2 separate regions of the Homo sapiens genome follow, and region 2 is linked to region 1. Evidence: read pairs that join two places in POLR2A ChIA-PET (ENCODE). Cell type or tissue: PC-3. All regions are shown on one strand. Each heading gives the region's core, and the rest is flanking DNA. Links, peaks and the distances in the headings are about the cores only. Region 1 has its middle 38 kb from the start of MIR548H5. Region 2 overlaps ENPP1 (ectonucleotide pyrophosphatase/phosphodiesterase 1).

Region 1 (9,585 bases), core at 1,777-6,776:
GAGTCACTCTGACTCTACTTGGTTATTGAATTATATGGAAACTTTTCTCTACTCATTGGCACTGCTAAAACCTCCAGACAACTGGTTTCCAGTCTTACAGTGTGGTGTGCTGTTTTTCTTTAATTGCCTTTTGAAACACAGGATAGTTTTATTTTCCACTTTCACCTTGCTGTTTTGGGGTTTCAAAATTTATATTTGCATATTATCTAAGTTATTCTTATTTTTAAATAAAGACAAGGAAATTTCAGATTTTAATATTTGATCTCTTTTTTAGCCATTGTTTCTTAAAATATCAGCCATCCTGTCTGAGGCAGGCACATTCCATGGTTGTCCCAGACATACCTAATGAATACAGCTCCCCTGCAGAAAATATGGGAGGGAGGAGAGAGTATTTGCCCTGGAGAGTTCCAGTCTGCCATTTTGCTGATCATTCCATTATCAGCATCTTATCCTCGAAGCTTTACCCACAGCACTTGTGCAAACATTATCTCTCCATATCCCAGAAAAACAAAACTAAGAATTGAACGCATTAATCTCTTGGGAATATATACAATTCAAAAGAGGCATAAAGAATTGGAAGAATTTATCACCTCTCCTATGGGAATAGTTCAGGTCCCAGAAAGAAAAGTTTTCAGAAAGAGCCTTAAATCCAGTTGGTTTCACCCTATTGGCCATCCCATACTCTGCACAGAGGGGGACGATACACTAGACTAAAAACAATATTCTAAATTCTCTGAACCTTACTTGCTGCATCTGTGCCTACTTTCAGAGTTGCTTAAAAAAAGTTGGTTGTGTAAACTTTAAAAAGTAATATCTTATGAGTGCATGTAAAAACTTGTGGAATCTGAGAAAGGTCTGTAGACTTGTTAACAGTATTGTACCAGTGACATGTCCTGGTTTTGATATTTTACCACAGCCATGTAACATGTTACTAGTGGGGGAAGCTAGCTAAAGGGTATACTGGGCTCTTTGTGCTATTTTTTTCAATTTTCTGTGAGTCTATAATAATTTCAAAAATAATAAATGTGATATATACGCTTTAATTTTAAGAGAAATAGTGTCATCAGAAGTTCTGAGGTTAAGGTACAAAACACATGCAATTGACAGTATTCAAGAGTTTTGGACTTACAAAAATGACAATTTCATATGGTATCCTAATACTATAAAATGTGTAAAATGCAGTTATACTTGGGTTTATTGCCAATAGACTTGTTTTTGCTAACTAGAAAACAAACAAAAAACCCCCACAAAATCTGAACACTTTTTTTAGTTGATTGTAATTTTAGAAAATAAATTCCCCTCTATCTAGTTTCTTACCTTTTTTTTTTTTTTTTTTTTTGAGGCACAGTCTTCCTCTGTTCCTCTATTGCCCCAAGTTGGAGTGCAGTGGCAACATCTTGGCTCACTGAAACCTCTGCCTCCCGGGTTCAAACGATTCTAGTGCCTCAGCCTCCTGAGTAGCTGGGATTACAGGAGTGCGCCACCATGCCCAACGAATTTGTGTGTGTGTGTGAGTGTGCATATTTTTAATAGAGATTGGTTTTGCCATGTTGCCCAGGCTGGTCTCAACTCCTGGCCTCAAACGCTGCTGCTGCTTCCGTCTCCCAAAGTGCTGGGATTACAGGCATGAGCCACTGAACACAGCCTACTTTCTTATTCTTGAGATGGATCTTAGGAAATGGTTATAAGAGGTCTGAGAGGAAAAGAAATGTGTTCTAACAGCAGTGCCGGCTTCTACTGCTCCTTGAACACAGTGCATGTCCCTGTGTTGACTGCTTCCCCATATATCAGCCTGGCTAACACTTTGCCTCCTCTAAATCTTTGCTCAGATTTCAGCATCTCAAAGAGGTCTCCCCGGAGTGCTCTGCTTAATATTTCTTGCAACCTACACTTCACAACATCACTACATTCAATTTTTCTTTCTTTCTTTCTTTCTTTGGAGACAAGGTCTCGCTGTGGTACCCAGGCTGGAGTGCAGTGGCACAATCATGGCACACAGCAGCCTAGACCTCTTGGGCTCAAGTGATCTTCCCACTTCAGCCTCTGGAGCAGCTGGGACTACACAGCTTCTTTTTACTCTTATTTACTTCTCCTTTTCTCTTCTGTGGCATTTAGCACTTTTTGTTTGTTTGTTTTTGCTTTTGTTTTTTGAGACGGAGTCTCCCTCTGTCACCCAGGCTGGAGTGCAATGGCGCGATCACGGCTCACTACAACCTCCACCTCCTGGGTTCAAGTGATTCTCCTGTCTCAGCCTCCAGAGTAGCTGGGATTACAGGCGCACGTCACCACTCCTGGCTAATTTTTTTGTATTTTAGTAGAGACAGGGTTTCACCGTCTTGTCCAGGCCGGTCTCGAACTCTTGGGCTCTGGCAATCAACCCGTCTCGGCCTCCCAAAGTGCTAGGATTACAGGTGTGAGCCACCGCGCCTGGCTGCATTTATCACTTTCTAACACACATAATTTAATTTTCTTATTTGCTATACCTGTTGTTTACTGTGTCTTCCCTGCTAGAATATAAGGCCGTAAGGGGCAAGGATCTTTGTCGAGTTTGTTCCTTGATTATCCAAAGCCCCCAGAACAGTGTCTGTAACATAAAAGGAGCTCAATAAACATTCACTGAATAAATAGATTTAACGAGATCTTGAATAGGCAAGACATGTCTAGTCTTTCAAGACTACAGAATGACTGTATGACTACAGAAGACAGTTGGTTCCAGATTCAGAGATAGCAAGAGAGGAAGACAGTGAGTCATTTGATGAACTCTCTTATATCAAAGTAATCAACTGAAGATTTAATTCTAAATTTCTGCTCTCAATTTGTGGAAAACTTTGCTTAAATGCTGTAAAAGGCTGATGTCAGAATCTGAGGTGAGAGTTGATGATGAAATCTCTGCAAGCTAAGCCCATTTTCTGAGATGAGATTTAGACAGATTTGGAGGATGTATCTACTGCCACGGCCTATTGATCTGAGCCACTGTGGCCAATCTGTTGCAGTTCTTTGTCAATATCCAAAAGTAACAATGCTGACCATGCCATGCTTCCTTTTTTTTAAAATTGTTAATGTGGCCACAGGATAAAAATATCCTGGGACCTAACCAATAAATGGGGATTGTAATAGAGGCCGACCAAATTTAAAGATCGGGGCAACCACAAACCATGATGAAGGATGCTATTAATGTGACTAACTCATCTGGCAGGAAATATGGAAGTCAAACCTCCAAATCATAGGGCAAAGATCAACCTGACACAATCCACAAATTTGAATCACTTGTGTGTAAACCCAAGTGGAGCGGAATTGCCTGGTTAATTCAAAAAGTGTGCTTTATATATGCCTGAGAGAGGATAATGCTACCACATGGCAGCCTCTGATGGACACAGTTTATATCTAGTAAGTTATCAAATCCTTGCAACAACTCTCTAAGGTAGGTATTAAATGATCCCCTTTTTGCAGAAGAGAAAACCAAATTGTAGAGTTTAAGGAACCTGTTCCAGATCACACAGCTAGGAAGACAGGATTTAAACCTTGGTGTCTATAACTTAGGAACCCATGCTCTTATCAATACTCTACTGCCTTCTAACACTCAAATGAGAGCAGATGATTCCTTAGGAGACGATTATAAACAAACTTTGTGGTTATCACTCTAAGGAGACAAGACAGGAGGAAGTCGTTGTGTTAATCATTACACATATTTTCTTAATTTCAGGAATACGAAAACTGTTGTAAAGTCTCAGAGACTGACATTATAAACGTATGAACAATGTTAACAGAATGTTATTTATTTAGTCCTTAAGAAATGGACTTGCTGGCCTCTCCAGCTTTCTCCTAGACCTACGAATGTCTACACCTTAGTAAACACGGTATGTTAGGATAACAGAACCAGCCTAGCTCTAAGTCCAGTGTTGCCCTTTACTATGAGTTGTTATCCAGCTAAGTTTATCCTGTGGGTTTGGGATAAGTCTGAATTGCATGGATTCTCTGTCATTGGAAGGCTGAGGTTTGTTCCTGTCTGGAAGTTTGTTCAAGCGTGAGTCCACTGATTGAAGGAGAGATTGTGGTCTGCTAGGGATGCTGTGTAAAGAGGAAGTCCTTTCTTCAAACAGCCTTGTTTGTGTTTTTGAAAACTGTTAGAGTTTATGTCCTGTTTCCATTCCCATGACCAGCCCTCCCAAAGTAAACAAATGACAAGTGGTGGTGGGAGAGTAGTGGTGATACAGGGGTGGGGACGGGGCGGAGGAAGGAAAGAGATTTCCCTAGGGGAAGAGGATTTTCAAAGAACCCAAATATAATTTGGACATAAACTCAAGTGCCAAAACCAGATGGAGTTTACATCAAGATCAGCCCAATTTGTAAGCATAAACACAGACTCCTAAAATCTTCATTTACTGGTTCTAAAATGACCAAACACTGATGGACTCTCTTAGACTAAATTCCAGCTAAATTAGTGGCTAGAGGTGAATCCTTAGCCCATGAATAGGTGCACCCCTTTATCCAGTTTATCCCCCTCTAGCTACCTGACCCTACCTACCAGCAGGGGAAGCAGGTTTCCACTTGCCCAGAAAATTCATTTGTTTGTGACATTTTCTAGAAGAACAGACCCAGAGCCTTCTTAATCCTGACTATGGCTCTAAATACCCTGAAAGATCAAAAAATGCATAAAAATAAAATTTCAGAATTTAAACTACATCTGGAATATAAGCCAATGTTGAGAATTTCCCTTCTTTCCAAGTCTGCTCCCAAGATCTTAGCTGACCTCACTTGCGTTAGAAAGTCCCCTTTCTACCAACAAGAATTCATTGTAATCCTTGATTCAGTAACATTGGAATTCACAAAAATATCCCTCTTATATGCCTGTCTCCCAAAATACATACAATTGAAAATTGCAGTAATATGTGGTTCCCTCTATTCAAAAGCAAGCAGTTCTGTTGTATTAAATGCTCATCTACATGAAAAGCACTTGTCAAAAATTTGGCTTATTACATATTTCATTGTTATCAGAATAAAAAGGAAAGGGAATTACATTGCTTGGGATAGTTCTATCACCTGAAAGTCAAAAAACAACTTGAGTCAGGTGATGATTGGTGCTGGAAGCTGACATTATGGATTCTTAACAACACCTGCATGATTCTACATTAATTCTCAGCTACACATGTCTTGGGTAATTTGTAAAAACTTAAGGCATTTATTGAAATGTCAAGCAGTAATTTCCTTTTGCTCTGATAAGTTACACTTTCCACTAGAATAAATTTTCTAAATATTCAAGACACAAGTATTTTCTGAAAAATTTGAAATTCCCCTGAGGAAAAAACACTGAACCAAAGTAACATGAATTGACATTTCCCCAAATCCCATATTAAAACACTGCATTTCAAAGAAGAGATATACCCAAGAGTCATGTATTAATAGGATATAGTCATTGTAATCATTGCTTGTGGGATTATGTGTGATTTAAATATTTGCATATATAAATATAGATATATATACACATTTCGGATAGTCTTACAATGAATATGTATTACTTTTATAATTAAGAAAAATAAATTATTTTCAGTGAATTAAAATTTTAAGTACACCAATTTAAGAATTACGGTTGTGCCAATATAGGACTTTTATTTTTTCTAAAATGAAACCACAATATATGTTTACCCACTTCTAGGAACTTGCCCAGAAGATACACTTTCAATAATGCAAAACTGCATATATATAATATTCATTGCTGGATATTTGTAGTTACAAAATGTTGGAAACAACCTAAAAGCTTTTACATAAGAGACTGATGTAATGAAATGATACATCTACACAATGGAGTACTATGCAGCAATAAACTAGGATGAGGAAGACCTATGTGTATGGAGTGACTTCTGGGATATACTGTCAAGTTTTTCAAAAAGTGTGAAAGAAACCCAGGCGTGGTGTAATCCCAACACTTTGGGAGGCCGAGGCAGGAGAATTGTTTGAGCTCAGGGGAGTTTGAGATCAGCCTGGGCAACATGGTGAGGCTTTGTCTCGACACAAAATTAAAAAAAAAACAATTAGCCAAGTGTGATGGCACATGCCTGTGGTTCCAGTTACTCGGGGGGCTGAGGCAGGAGGATTGCTTGAGCCTAGGAGGTCGAGGCTGCAGTGAGTCCTATTTGAGCCACTGAACTCCAGGCTGGACAACAGAGCAAGACCCTGTCTCAAAAAAAATAAATAAAAAATAAAAAAGATATTAAAAAAAAAAGTTCAAAAGGAATATATAGTATGCCTCTTTTGCATAAAAAAGGAAAATAAGAAAAATATATCTATCTGCCTATTTTTGCAAAAACAAATACAGAAATGATTAACCAGAAACAAATGATGTTGGTCGTAAACACAGGGTGGATGGAAAAAGAAAGAGTGGAGGGAGGACACTTCTTCTGAGTGTCACTTTTCATCTAATTTTGGCTTTTAAAATCGTTAATATTTTATACACTAAAACAAATAAACGTGACTCAACAAGGTTGGGGAAACTCCTTAACAGAATATAAATAGAAACAAATGAGCAGTACTATATTTCAAATGAATAATGTAACTACACTGAAGGGGGAAAAACAAGTCCAAATAATTCTGGAACAATATTCTGACCAAGTTCTTAGCCTAGAAACACTTCTTGCATTCTACTTGGTAGATTTCCTTCTTTAAGTGGTGTTAGTCTGCAATTCTTACTCTCCGTGTATTGGAGCATATGAATAAATATATTGACGATTTTGGGAACCAAATTTCTCACTATTGGAGAAGGAAGATACAATTATAAAATAGAAAGTTGTTAGAAAAACTATGCAATATTGGATTATAATTGAATTCATGGTTTTTATTCATGTGGTGTTAACTTTAAAAAAATCACAAATCTGTGAGTTTGGAAAAGACTTTATTTTTTGTAAATGGTTACAGCCTGCAAAATGGTCACCCCACAGGATGGGAAATATTCCTCTAGCTAAGACCAGACAAGCACTTCAAAGCAGGAAAGATTGGAGTAGTAGTTTTATGCTGAAGAGGCTGGCTAAAAATACATATTTAACAGGTTATGGGAGAAGCTGTAAATATTCATGAAGGTGGTCCTGACACATGTGTATTGAGCAAATCTGCATGTAACATATAACCCATGTTCACTTGTGGGTGGAGACTTAACATTCAAAAGTATTACAGTTATGTCTACGGCCATACCACCTTGAATGCACCCGTTCTTGTCAAATGTATTACAGTTGGGCCCTATACATCGAAAGATCTTTTCAGGTTACAAAGTCACACAAGTGAGCAACCTCTGTAAACCAGTCAGAACCAGTCCGTGGTCGGTGGTCTCCCTATCAGAAGAAAGTTACTGAAATCAGGCCCTTGTCCAATCAAAGCTGTAGTTATAGCTGGTGGAACAGTGGTTCTGTTAGTCAGTGTCAGTGAGACGAGTTGTCATTGTTTTAATATTGCTTATCTCAAAGCCTGTGCTTGAGAGAAAAAACAAAACAAACAAACCAGAAAAACCCTTGTGGCAGTTAGAACAGTTTATTCTAGGCTGGGCGAGGTGGCTCACGACAGTAATCCCAGCACTTTGGGAGGCCAAGGCGGGTGGATCACGAGGTCAGGAGCTCGAGACCAGCCTGGCCCACCATGGTGGAACCCTGTCTCTACTAAAAATACAAAAATTAGCCAGGTGTAATGTCATGTGCCTGTAATCCCAGCTATTCAGGAGGCTGAGGCAGGAGAATTGCTTGAACCCGGGAGGCAGAGGTTGCCGTGAGCTGAGATCGCACCACTGCCTTCCAGCCTAGGCGACAGAGAGAGACTCCATCTCTAAATAAATAAATAAATAAATAAATAAATAAATAAATAAATAGAGCAGTTTATTCTTTAAGTGTAGGGTGCATGACTTCATCCTTGCCTGGCATGGCCTTTGGTCTTGTATATAATTTGGTATCTTATTGCCACAGAGTCTGTTCTGTCAGTCTTACCATATCTATTTCAACATTAATGCTGGTCAATTGTGTCTAAACCATGAAAGAGAGTGGGTAGAATGAGGCATGTCTGACCTCCCCTCTCTCCTGGCTGTGGCCAGAAACTCAGTTTTAAGGTTTTTCTGGGGTCCTGTTGGCCACAGAGGGTCTGTTCTATCAGTGGAAGACTTAGGATTTTACTTTAAGTTTACAGTATTTATGAACACAATGATAGATATAGGCAAAGAGACATAGATATAGATTCCACTTTTGTTGACTGAAGATGCCTAGATGTTATGATACCCCAGAAGCAATTAGGGCACCAGTGCCCACTAAATGGAACCAGGGCATTTTGGAGGAAGAATTGATTCCAGAGTTAGTGCAGGGAAAGTACAAAATAATCCTGAATTTTTTTTTCTGTACTAGAAAATAAGAAAGTCCTCAAAAAATAATGGGGTATATACAAATGACCCAGGACCCCACTTAAAGAAGCTCCTGTTGACCAACTCTGGGACTATTTGAGTACTGACATAAGTAATGATCTTAATGTATTCTAATCTGTTGGAATAAAAAAAATGAGTCTGTACAAACAATAATAAATAAATAAATAACAAAATAAGTGAGAGAACACTTTTGCTTATAGTAGAATGCTGATAAACGTAAAATAATGGAGTCTCTAAGAATCACTCCCTTTGCAACTATCATCGTAAAAATTGAATCAGGGAAAGATTATTAACGGATACTGAAGCTGTTGGGTAAAAATTTAATGAGAAACAGGATATGTGTAGGGTCTCCATATCCTTCTACAAATAACTTATAAATTGCTAAGGGAAAAATACTGTCTCTACAGAAGAGAAACTTATGAACACTAACATCACCAACTGATCAAATCTGGCATGGATTAATGATGGCACAAATGAACATCATGTGCTTCTAAATATGAAGCACTGAGGACAAATGTCACTAATGTAATGTCCCTGCCAAAAATGCACTGTGTTAATCCAGTCATCTGGAAATGCCAGACAAACCCATTTGAGGGACGGTCTACAAAATAAATGACCTGGACTCCTCAAAAGTATCAACATTATTTGTTAAATGCTGAGGAATTGTTGCACCTTATAAGAGACCAAAGAGAAAAAAGTAATACAATGAATGATTCTCTTTCAGATCCTAGACCAAAAAAGAAAATATCATTAAAGAATTGTTGAAAATATGAAAAAAATTGATAGGTTCATAAATTAGATTATTTATAGCATTGTACCAACATTAAACTTACTGTGAGTTAATGTCCTTGATCTTTGCACACTAAAGTACTCAGGGTTAATGGGCATAATGACTACAATGTACTCTCAGAAGTACAGTGAGAAAAATAAAACTATATATAAATGTACATACTGAGAATGTTAATTGATGTAGCTGGGTACGGGTTATAAAGAGTTCTTTATACTATTCTTTTTTTAATAGAAACAGGGTCTCACTATGTTGCCCAGGCTGGTCTTGAACTCCTGATCTCAAGTAATTTGCCCACTTCGGCCTCCCAAATGTGCTAGGATTACAGGTGTGAGCCACAGTGCCTGGCCTATACTATTCTTGCAAACTTTGTGTACATATAAAATCCTTTCTAAATAATATTTTAAAGTGT
Region 2 (9,585 bases), core at 1,772-6,771, 61 kb before region 1:
GCCCCAGTCCTCCTCCAATGGCTGGTGGATGAGGAAGGTAAATGTCTGCTCTATGAAGCAGACAACTGGACATGCATATTCATAGCAGAAAGAAACCATCAAGAAGTGGGGGGCTGGCCATGCTGGAGCAGTAGACAAATGTGTGTGTCTAAATAGGGACTGCTCTGTGTTCTCACAGATGAATGAGGTAATGCTGGGAATTCCCTCTGCAGGGAACTGGCTGACTGACATGCAGTTCCACAAATGCACGTTTGTCTCATTATCTTTTTTGTATAGTTTATTAAAGTATTAATATAGTTTCAATAAGTAAGTATTTTTAGGTTGCAAAATGAACTCATCTTTATATTAAATTCACAAAAAAACTGAATCTGAAGAATATAACTAAAAGGCTGTGTATTTAACATTTAGTGTCACCTTTTCAACTTCTGAAATACTGTTCATTGGTAATTTGTTCTCATTTATAAATCACATTGTATTCATTTCGATAGAATGCATATATCTGTGCTCTTGAATTAATTTTTATCTTATATTTGTCTTTTGAAAGAAGTAAATTATGGCATAAAAATGGAAAAGGTATTACTGAACTTTACATACTGTTACATTAAAATCCATTAGTCTATCTTGCACTTTGAATGGAAATTATACCAATGCATAATTTTGTAACATCATCCACTCATCCTTTGGAAAATATTGGTTCACTAAGTTCTATCATTCTTCCAAATGTTAACGCATGTCATTAAACAACATGAAAAAAAACCACATTCCTCGCTATCTTCATCAATTTTGTGTAAGGATCAGGAAGCTGTTACACTCAAATGGCAAATACAAGTTTTTCAAAATTCTAATTTTTGCTTGGAAGCTCAGATTTTATCATAGACAGCTGATAGCTTCATAGGTTTTCCTTGAAGGGACAAGCTAACATCACTCATTTTTGAGAAAATATGTCAAATAAATAAGTCTAAATAAAAAGCTTGTCAGTTCTTTCAAATAAAAATGGTGTTCTTTGAAAAAAAATTAGTTCAGCTTGCAACTTAAACAACCGCACAGCTGCTTTTCCTCTAGAAAACAGTACTTCAGTATGCAGCAGATATGCTACATGCATACTTCCAATTGTGTCACATAGAATATCAAAAAGACAGGTAATCTAGGTTTCAGATTATTAAATCTGCTTCATCAAGGACATTTTTTTTTTTTTTGAGACAGAGTCTCGCTGTGTCACCCAGGCTGGAGTGCAGTGGCACGATCTCGGCTCACTGCAACCTCCGCCTCCTGGGTCCATGCCATTCTCCTGCCTCAGCCTCCCAAGGAGCTGGGACTACAGGCGCCCACCACCATGCCCGGCTAATTTTTTCTGTATTTTTAGTAGAGACGGCATTTCACCGTGTTAGCCAGGATGGTCTCGATCTCCTGACCTCGTGATCCACCCGCCTCGGCCTCCCAAAGTGCAAGGATTACAAATGTGAGCCACCGCGACCAGCCTCATCAAGGACATTTTTATTGCTTCATCTAAGCAATAAAACATCTAAGGTGTTCTTTTTAGTGAAATGGCTTTTTTTTTATTGCAAGTGCATGACTACTTGTACAATTGGTGTCATTGCAATGACGTCTGCTAAGGTGCCATCACTCCTTTAATACCACGGTGTAAAAGTCAACACAGTGAAAGGGCAAATAATGTCTTAATCTACTGAGTTTCTTTTCAATTCTCTCTCTCTAACCATAAGAGAGCATCAAGATCCCCCAGATGCTTGCTAACGTCAAAAAAAGCTTTCTAAGCAGGAGGGGGATCGGGAAACACATCTTTAGGAACAAGCTAGTTTCTCAAAAATATTCACCTGAAAACCAAGATAGTGATTTTTTTTTAAGACTCTCAAATCACACCTGTTATAGGATGTTTGCCAGCTAAGTCTGTGCAAAGTCCTGAAATACGGTGAGAAAATGGTCAATCCATAAATGAGAAACACTTGTGACAATTCGCTGTGACAATTTACTTCCTCCAAAATGATTTTCTTATGCATATTATACATATATATAAAATATGGAGATATGTACATACACACGTGTGTGTGTGTGTGTGTGTGTGTGTGTGTGTATGGAGAGAGAGAAAGAAAGAGAGACAGAGAGAGATTGAGAGAGAGAGAGAGATAGACATGGGGTTTCATTATATTGCCCAGGCTGATCTTAAATTATGGCCTCAAGTGATTCTCCTGCCTCGGTCTCCTTTAGAGGCATGAGCCACCACACATCCCAAAATCACTTTCTATCAAAACTCTCTATTTTTCTATTCTACTACATTTCAAAATAAGCCAAGAAGGAAACTCAAACTAAGAAGAAAAGCACAATTTCCCAAAAGTATACCTACTTTGGAAGCTCCCAGAAACAGCTGATTGTTGACTTCACACTAATAAAGTGCACTAATTTTGGCTTCCACCCAGGAAAATCTCATCACTGAACTACCAAAGACACATATATATCTCAATATAGAGGCAAGCTTTAGCATCACCACACCAGAAATTTCTTAGGTTCTAATTACACATTGTTATACTGAAGCAGGCAAAGGAGAGTTGGAAACCCAACAGCAGGCCAAGCTTGATGAATAGGATATAACATTTAGCAAATGAATGGGATGGCATTAGCTATTAGTCCGTGATAAAAATCTGTAGATAAAAGTCCTTCCAGTTACCATCATAGTCTATTATGTACTAATGGTGTGGCTTTTGCCTATAAATTTAGCCCATTGTTGCTAGAAGTAGAGTAAATCAACCACCTACATCTGAATAACTTGAGGTGCTTGTTAAAAAGTGAGGATTCTTTGGGTCCATTCCAAATCTATTAAATCATAATCACTGAGATTGGAGCCTAGGAATCTCTGTCTTTAACACTTCCCAGGTGGTTTTTATGCACAATAATGTCTGCATGGAAACCTGACTGAATCCCTGACTGAGCCTCAGATTCCTTATCTGTAAAGCAGAATTGACTGTCATCATACTTTCCTATTTCACAGTTGTTGAGTATTGAGGATCAATCAAAAATATATGGGAAATGCTTTTTAAAGCTGCCAAGTGCTACAAAAATGATTATAACCATCTAAACTTCTACCACCTACACTTCTACCAACACCTCTTCTAAAAACTAAAAGTAAAAAAAGGTAAAAATAATTTTTCAAAGACACTACAGATATCTTAATTCTTGCAACTAAATCTCAGATAACTAGAATACTCAGAAAATAGTCTTCCCGTTAATATTTAACTGAACATTCTGGTCACTCTTTTGAAAAACCTTAAATGTGTTCCTACATTGTCTTTCCTTGGTAAATGCATAACTTAGTTTTTATCCGATGACAAGGGATTTTCGAGCTGGGTCAGAATTCTGAGTATCAGGTTTTGTTGCACAAGATTTATGCTTAGAAGAGTAATCTATGTTCGGCCCTGAGCTCATTTGCTAAAAGGTTTCTTGTTTATTTTTTCTTGTTTGGGGGGTATTTTATGGTTGATGGAGGCATGCTTATTTTAACCAAAAGCAGATCTCTAATTACAAGTTGTATTCCAAATGCTTATTTGTTCCTAAGTTGTCTGGAACTTAAATGCCTCTCCCCATAGTAAGAAAAAAAAAGAAGTTATAAATCATGATAAAGTTCTCTGGCTTGTACAAAAAGGCCACAATATAGATGAAATACATTTGCTGTATCTTAAATGTCACACAAATATTTTACAATGGTAGTCATCAAACTTGAGAGCAAAATTGAATATGAAACTATTTTCATTTACCTTTAACATTGCTACTTAAGATAAAAAGAGTCAGCTGGATGAAGATGAAAAGCTGATACAGCCGGGCGTGGTGGCTCACGCCTGTAATCCCAGCACTTTGGGAGGCCGAGGCGGGCAGATCACTTGAGGTCAGGAGTTCGAGACCAGCCTGGCCAACATGGCAAAACCCTGTCTCTACTAAAAATACAAAAAAAAAAAAAAAAAAAAATTAGCCAGGTGTGGTGGTGTGCGCCTGTAATCCCAGCTACTCAGGAGGCTAAGGCAGGATAATCACTTGAACCCGGGAGGCAGACAGAGGTTGCAGTGAGCCAAGTTCACTCCACTGCACTTCAGCCTGCACTACAAAGTGAAACTCCGTTTCAAAAAAAAAAAAAAGGCTGATAGATAAAAATTTCTGTAAATGCTCTAGAAAGGTTAATGGCCCCCAGTTCTTTATTATACAGAACACATAAGGTCTCTCAATGTGACCACCAAGGATTTTCTTCAGAGTCATGATTAGGATATGATGGGGGCAGGAGATGACAAAACTGAGTGTCCAAAGTTAACTAAACAAGTGAAATAGAAATTAGCAAAGTGCTTTTGAAACAGTAGCTACGTATCCCTGAGAAAGAGACAACATGGAGTGGAAACAGCTGAGCTACAAATGGTGAAAAAGAAATACCAGAACAAGATTCAAGGCAGAAGAAAAGAAGGGACAGAAAGCAATGCTGAAGAAGAGCGAAGAATCACAAAGACTGAATTCAGGGTGTGGCAGCAAAGTTATCAAAACCAAAGAGGCCTTGGTGTAAGTGAAGGAGGCTCTCCTTCATACATGCCGACTGCCACACTTGGAGTGTCTGTACCTGAGAGAATGTTCACTGACTAGATTTCTGATTCTGAATCCACGTTATCACAGAGGCCCCGTCTGCCTTCTTCTTAGGCACCTTCACCTTAGTTGGGTACTTCTGTTCCTTCACTATCTCCTCCATCTCCCTATACCCAAATAAAATTATATCCCAGTTTTAATCTTACCCCTGAATTTATACCCAAGTGTCATCTCTATGTGGATTCCTGACCATCACAGACCCTATGGGTCCCTGCTTGTGTATTTAGTCTTCCCATCTTCCCCTTTTCCAAATCAAAGTGTGGCTCAGTCTAACAAAAAATGCAGTACATTCATTCAAGCAATTAAAAGCTGACATTGAGTGTCAGGTACTATCCTCTGCCTAATAGTAAAAACAACAGTCTTGGGTTCCTAGGAATCCTTTATGTATTTTATTAGAACATGTGAAACAAATACCATAAGGGACACAGAGAACACTTCTCTGGCCTCTTAAGATGCTCTGGTTATTCTGAAATTAAAATGTTCAACTATGGCTGGACAGATAACAAATTTTATAAACCAAAGGAGCAATGTCAACTCCAAGTCTGATTAAGAGCAGAGACTTAGCTTGAACATTCTTCCTTCCATATTCTAGAGTTAAGATAATGGATCATAAGGGAAGGAAAAGGAAGCTAATTGAATTATAATTTTTACACCCAAATCTCAAATAATGCCAGCTTCTGCCTCTTATAAAGAAGTCTTTCACAGCATATACTCAGGGCAACTTGAATCTATGCTCCTGGGTTGTATTCCTCAAACTTGGCCCAAATAAAGCTCTATAATTACATTAATTTTGCCTTGGTTTTTTTTTTCTTTAGGTCAGCAGGATTCACAGTGACTTCCCACCACCACCTGGTGTTTTTCTCTAAAATCAGTGCTTGGTACCAGCATGAACTCATTGCATTCTCCATTTTTGGAAGTCCTACCACATGTTGTGGAGATGAGGTCTCACTCTGTTGCCCAGGTAGGTCGTGAACTCTTGAGCTCAAGCAATCCTCCCACATCAGCCTCCCAAAGTTCTGGGATTTCAGGCATTAGCCTCTATGCTCCGCCAGAAATCTTATCTTGTGTGGTTGAAGCTCATTGAGATTGGATGGATCGGCATTTCCATTGTGCAAACCACACTCAGTCTTCCAGAGTGGAAGAATAAATAAATGGAATCATGAAAAGTTAATTGGCAAAGCTTACAGAAAGCTTTAACCTTCCCTGGCCTAAGGCTCTTCCATTTGCTTAACTTACATTCTACCCTGCTTGGAAAACATCAGCTTTCTCCTTTTGAAATAAGAATGGAAAGATCCATGCACCTGGATGAAGGAGACTACGAACCAGCTCTCCTGAAAAGTTGTAAACTAAAAATAAAATCCAAAGCCCTCGACCAACTGAGTGGACCCACTCTCTGCCAAGGAAACCCCAGAGAAACCTCAAAAACTGAGCTCTCAGTCAAAATAGGAAGAGAGGTCAAACGCACTTAATTCTACTCCCTCCCTTTTGGAGTTGAGGCGTAACAATTGACCAGCATTAATGTTACAATAGAAATAAGACCGCGAAAACGTCTCTGTGGCAATAAGACACCAAGTTATAAACAAGACCTTAAGGGTATGCAAGGGGAGGGTTAAGTCATGTCTGCACACCCATCAATTTTGCTACATAGCATCATGCTTAACTTACAACATCCCTTTTTTTTTTTTGAGACAGAGTCTTGCTCTGTCACCTAGGCTGGAGTGTAATGGTGCAATCTCGGCTCACTGCAACCTCCGCCTCCCAGGTTCAAGCGATTCTCCTGCCTCAGCCTCCCAAGTGGTTGGCACTACAGGCATGTACTACCATGCCCTGCTAATTTTTTTTGTATTTTTACAAAAAAAGAGGTTTCACCCTTTTTTTGAAGGGGTTTCACCATGTTGGTCATTCTGGTCTTGAACTCCTGACCTCAAATGATCCCACCTGCCTCAGCCTCCCAAAGTGCTGGGATTACAGGCATGAGCCATCACACACAGCCACAACAGCCCTTTCTGTTGATTCCAAGTTTTAGACAGAGCCTTACTCCTTTAATCAATTGCAAATTAAAGAATCTCCGAATCACCGGGCAAAGTGGCTCACGCCTATAATCATAGCACTTTGGGAGGCTGAGGTGGGTGAAATTCCTGAGCTCAGGAGTTCAAGACCAGCCTGGGCAACAAAGTGAAACCCTGTCTCTACTAAAATACAAAAAAATTAGCCAGGAGTGGTGGTGTGTGCCTGTAATCCCAGCTACTTGGGAGGCTGAGACAGAAGAATCGCTTGAACCCAGGAGCGGGAGGTTGCAGTGGGCCGAGATTGTGCTATTGCACTCTAGCCTGGGCAACAGAGCAAGACTGTCTCAAAAAAAAAATCTCTGAATATGCTGAATAAATAACCTGTAAGCCCTTGCTTTAAGATATCCCACCTTTTCATATGGAATCAATGTATACCTTTCATGTACTGATTTATGTCTTTGCCAGTAACTCCTGCCTCCCTGAAATATATAAAAACACACAGTAATCCAACTGCCTCAGGTGCACATTCTCAGGACTCCTTGAGAAAGTGTTTCCCCGAGCCACAGTCACTCATCTTGGCTCAGGATAAAGCTCTTTAAAATATTTTACAGAGTTTGGTTTTTCCATTAACAAGGTGATACTCTTCACTATTGTCAAGGCCTTATAAGTTTCTCACTGAAAATTCTAAATTAATTAAGGATTCTTTTAACAGCAAGCTCTTAGGAGACAAAAACATCAAAGATCATGGTCTCCAACCTGGAAGATTTTGTTTAATAGAAAATACCATCAAATAAAGGACTCCTAGCCACGTTAGAAGGGCCAATATCAGGCTACCCTGCCTAAGTGGACATCTTCCTCAGTGGAGATCTTCAACACTTTGTTCTTTAGACCAGGACAAGAAGTGGATTAAAATATTCATTTGGTTACCTTCAGGAATAGGAACACTTTTCATATTTGTATTTCAAGTTGTTTTGTTGATAATTGTCCTTATTTGTGTCATCCTTTTGATTCTTAAATTGATTATGCTTTGTATTTCTAGATGTCTAAAGTCTACCACAAAATTCTATAACAAAAAACTCATCATAATAGCTAGATGCTTAGAAATGACCCAACATACCTCAACTCCAGTGTAAGTGAATGACCTGAAATCCCGCTGCTCTGTCCCCTTATTTTTCAATCCAATCCCTGAATTGTTGCCTACCAATTCAGCCTTGGAACCTCACTAAGTTTTTAAGTGATAGTACTTCTGCCCATCTCATTCCCTCTGACATGGGACAAGACTATCCGGAAATGAGCCTTCCCAGCAATGTGGGACAAACTTACATCCAAAACGTTGATCATCAGTATTTTAAGAAGAGAAAGATTTTTATTAAAAGGAGGAAATGAGAAAGAAAAATTGCTCAGAGCAGTCTGAGATATGCGAACTATGCAAAATTTATCAGGCCCAGAGGGACATGAGCATGGGACTTCAGTCACATCACTGCACCCATTCCCAGGGGCAATTCTTTAAAAGCATTTTGTTCCTGACAGCTGCCTCACCCACTATCTTCATGTTCCTGGAATGTGTGATACAAAGAACAATGTATAGCCAACCAATAGCTCGTTATTGTAACATGAATGCTTGATAAACAACTTAGGAACTGCCTCTTCCTTTTTCCTTTAAAAACCCATTTGTAACTGCTGCTAATAGGAGCATCTACTCAGGGCAACTTGAATCTATGCTCCTGGGTTGCAGTCCTCAAACTTGAGCCAAACGGACTCTCTACATATATATAGATATAGATATAGATATAGATATAGATATAGATATAGATATAGATATAGATATATAGATATAGATATAGATATATGTTTTTTTAAAGAACTCTTTCACTGAAACATGAAAGTAGTCTTCAGTGACCACCACCCATACGCAAGCCCTTTACACATACACAGATACACAGATATATGTATTCATAAGTATAGCAGAAGGTCACAAACAACACAAAAAAAATGCTTTTGAGGAGCTAACTGGAGAAATGTATTGCAATGTAGTTGAGAATTACATGACTGTAAAATCACACCAAGAAACAAGAAGGATATTTAAATACATCTCCAAGTCAACACATCTCGGTGGAAGTCTACACTTCAGTTCAAAACTTCATTTACAACCAAGGAAAGGCATCTAATATTTAACATACCTACTGACACATGTAGAGAATAATACTTGTTTTTCCCTCTTGCTGTTTTCCTCAGTTTGGCTCAGTACCTAGGCACAAGCATTCCAGGGCCCAGGGCCAAAAGCCTCTAAAGCACAGCTTGGTGGCCCTCTCCTAAGATCAACCACCACAATGGGGAGAAGCCAGGGTAGGACAGAATCCTCACTCCTTCATCCACTCTCACACATCTACATCATTTTAGTTTATCTGAGAAAACTGCAGAGTAATGTAAAAATTACATTGCCACTGCAACATGATTGCCTCTGAAAGGCAAGGCAACGCAACTCTTCTATTTATCCTGCTAAATTAAAACAGTGTAGCTGAGGATCATAGTGCTGGGCCTCTCCTAATCCCAACCCCAGGTTGCAATTAGTTCAATCTGTTTCTGCAGCTTTATGAAAAGTGTGCTGAGGTTTAATCTGAAAACAAAAGGAATTCTATAATTGCAGCTCCTTTCTAGAAGACATATCCCAGAGCTCTTTGACGACAATTGTCAGGATGCTTTTGGGGCCTTTTCCATTTGGAAGCCCATTATTTGGGGAAGTTTTTGGGGGGGGGGCGGGGTTGGGGGAAAAAGGTATTGAAGTAGGGAAGGGAAAGAAGAATACGAGTTTGCACTTTCAGTTCAGTAGCTAAATAGCAATTTCAACAATAAAGGGTCTCACCGTGTCACCCAAGCTGAAGTGCAGTGGCACAATCACAGTTCACTGCAGCCTTAACTTTCCCTGGCTCAGCTGAACCTCCCATGT

The links. ChIA-PET counts read pairs that join two places held together with the same protein. Peaks named below come from ENCODE experiments on the same cell type or tissue, not always from the same donor. Only the 100,000 strongest peaks of a DNase experiment are listed, where the experiment ranks them.
Region 2: POLR2A ChIA-PET joins it to region 1 with 5 read pairs; 4 of 35 experiments call an interaction of 5 or more read pairs at or near these places.

What each region holds. Positions count from the first base shown.
Region 1 is chr6:131,749,452-131,759,036 of GRCh38, reverse strand. No RefSeq gene overlaps it. Among named protein-coding and RNA genes, the nearest start is that of MIR548H5, 38 kb to the left of the region's middle. In PC-3, for the core only: no CTCF peak of the experiment used is centred there; DNase peaks (open chromatin) are centred at 2,706, 3,216 and 4,026; H3K4me3 peaks cover 993 bases; H3K27ac peaks cover 3,899 bases.
Region 2 is chr6:131,810,259-131,819,843 of GRCh38, reverse strand. All of the region lies in intron 1 of ENPP1 (ectonucleotide pyrophosphatase/phosphodiesterase 1), which reads right to left. It also overlaps the pseudogene SELENOKP2. Among named protein-coding and RNA genes, the nearest start is that of ENPP1, 7.0 kb to the right of the region's middle. In PC-3, for the core only: no CTCF peak of the experiment used is centred there; no DNase peak of the experiment used is centred there.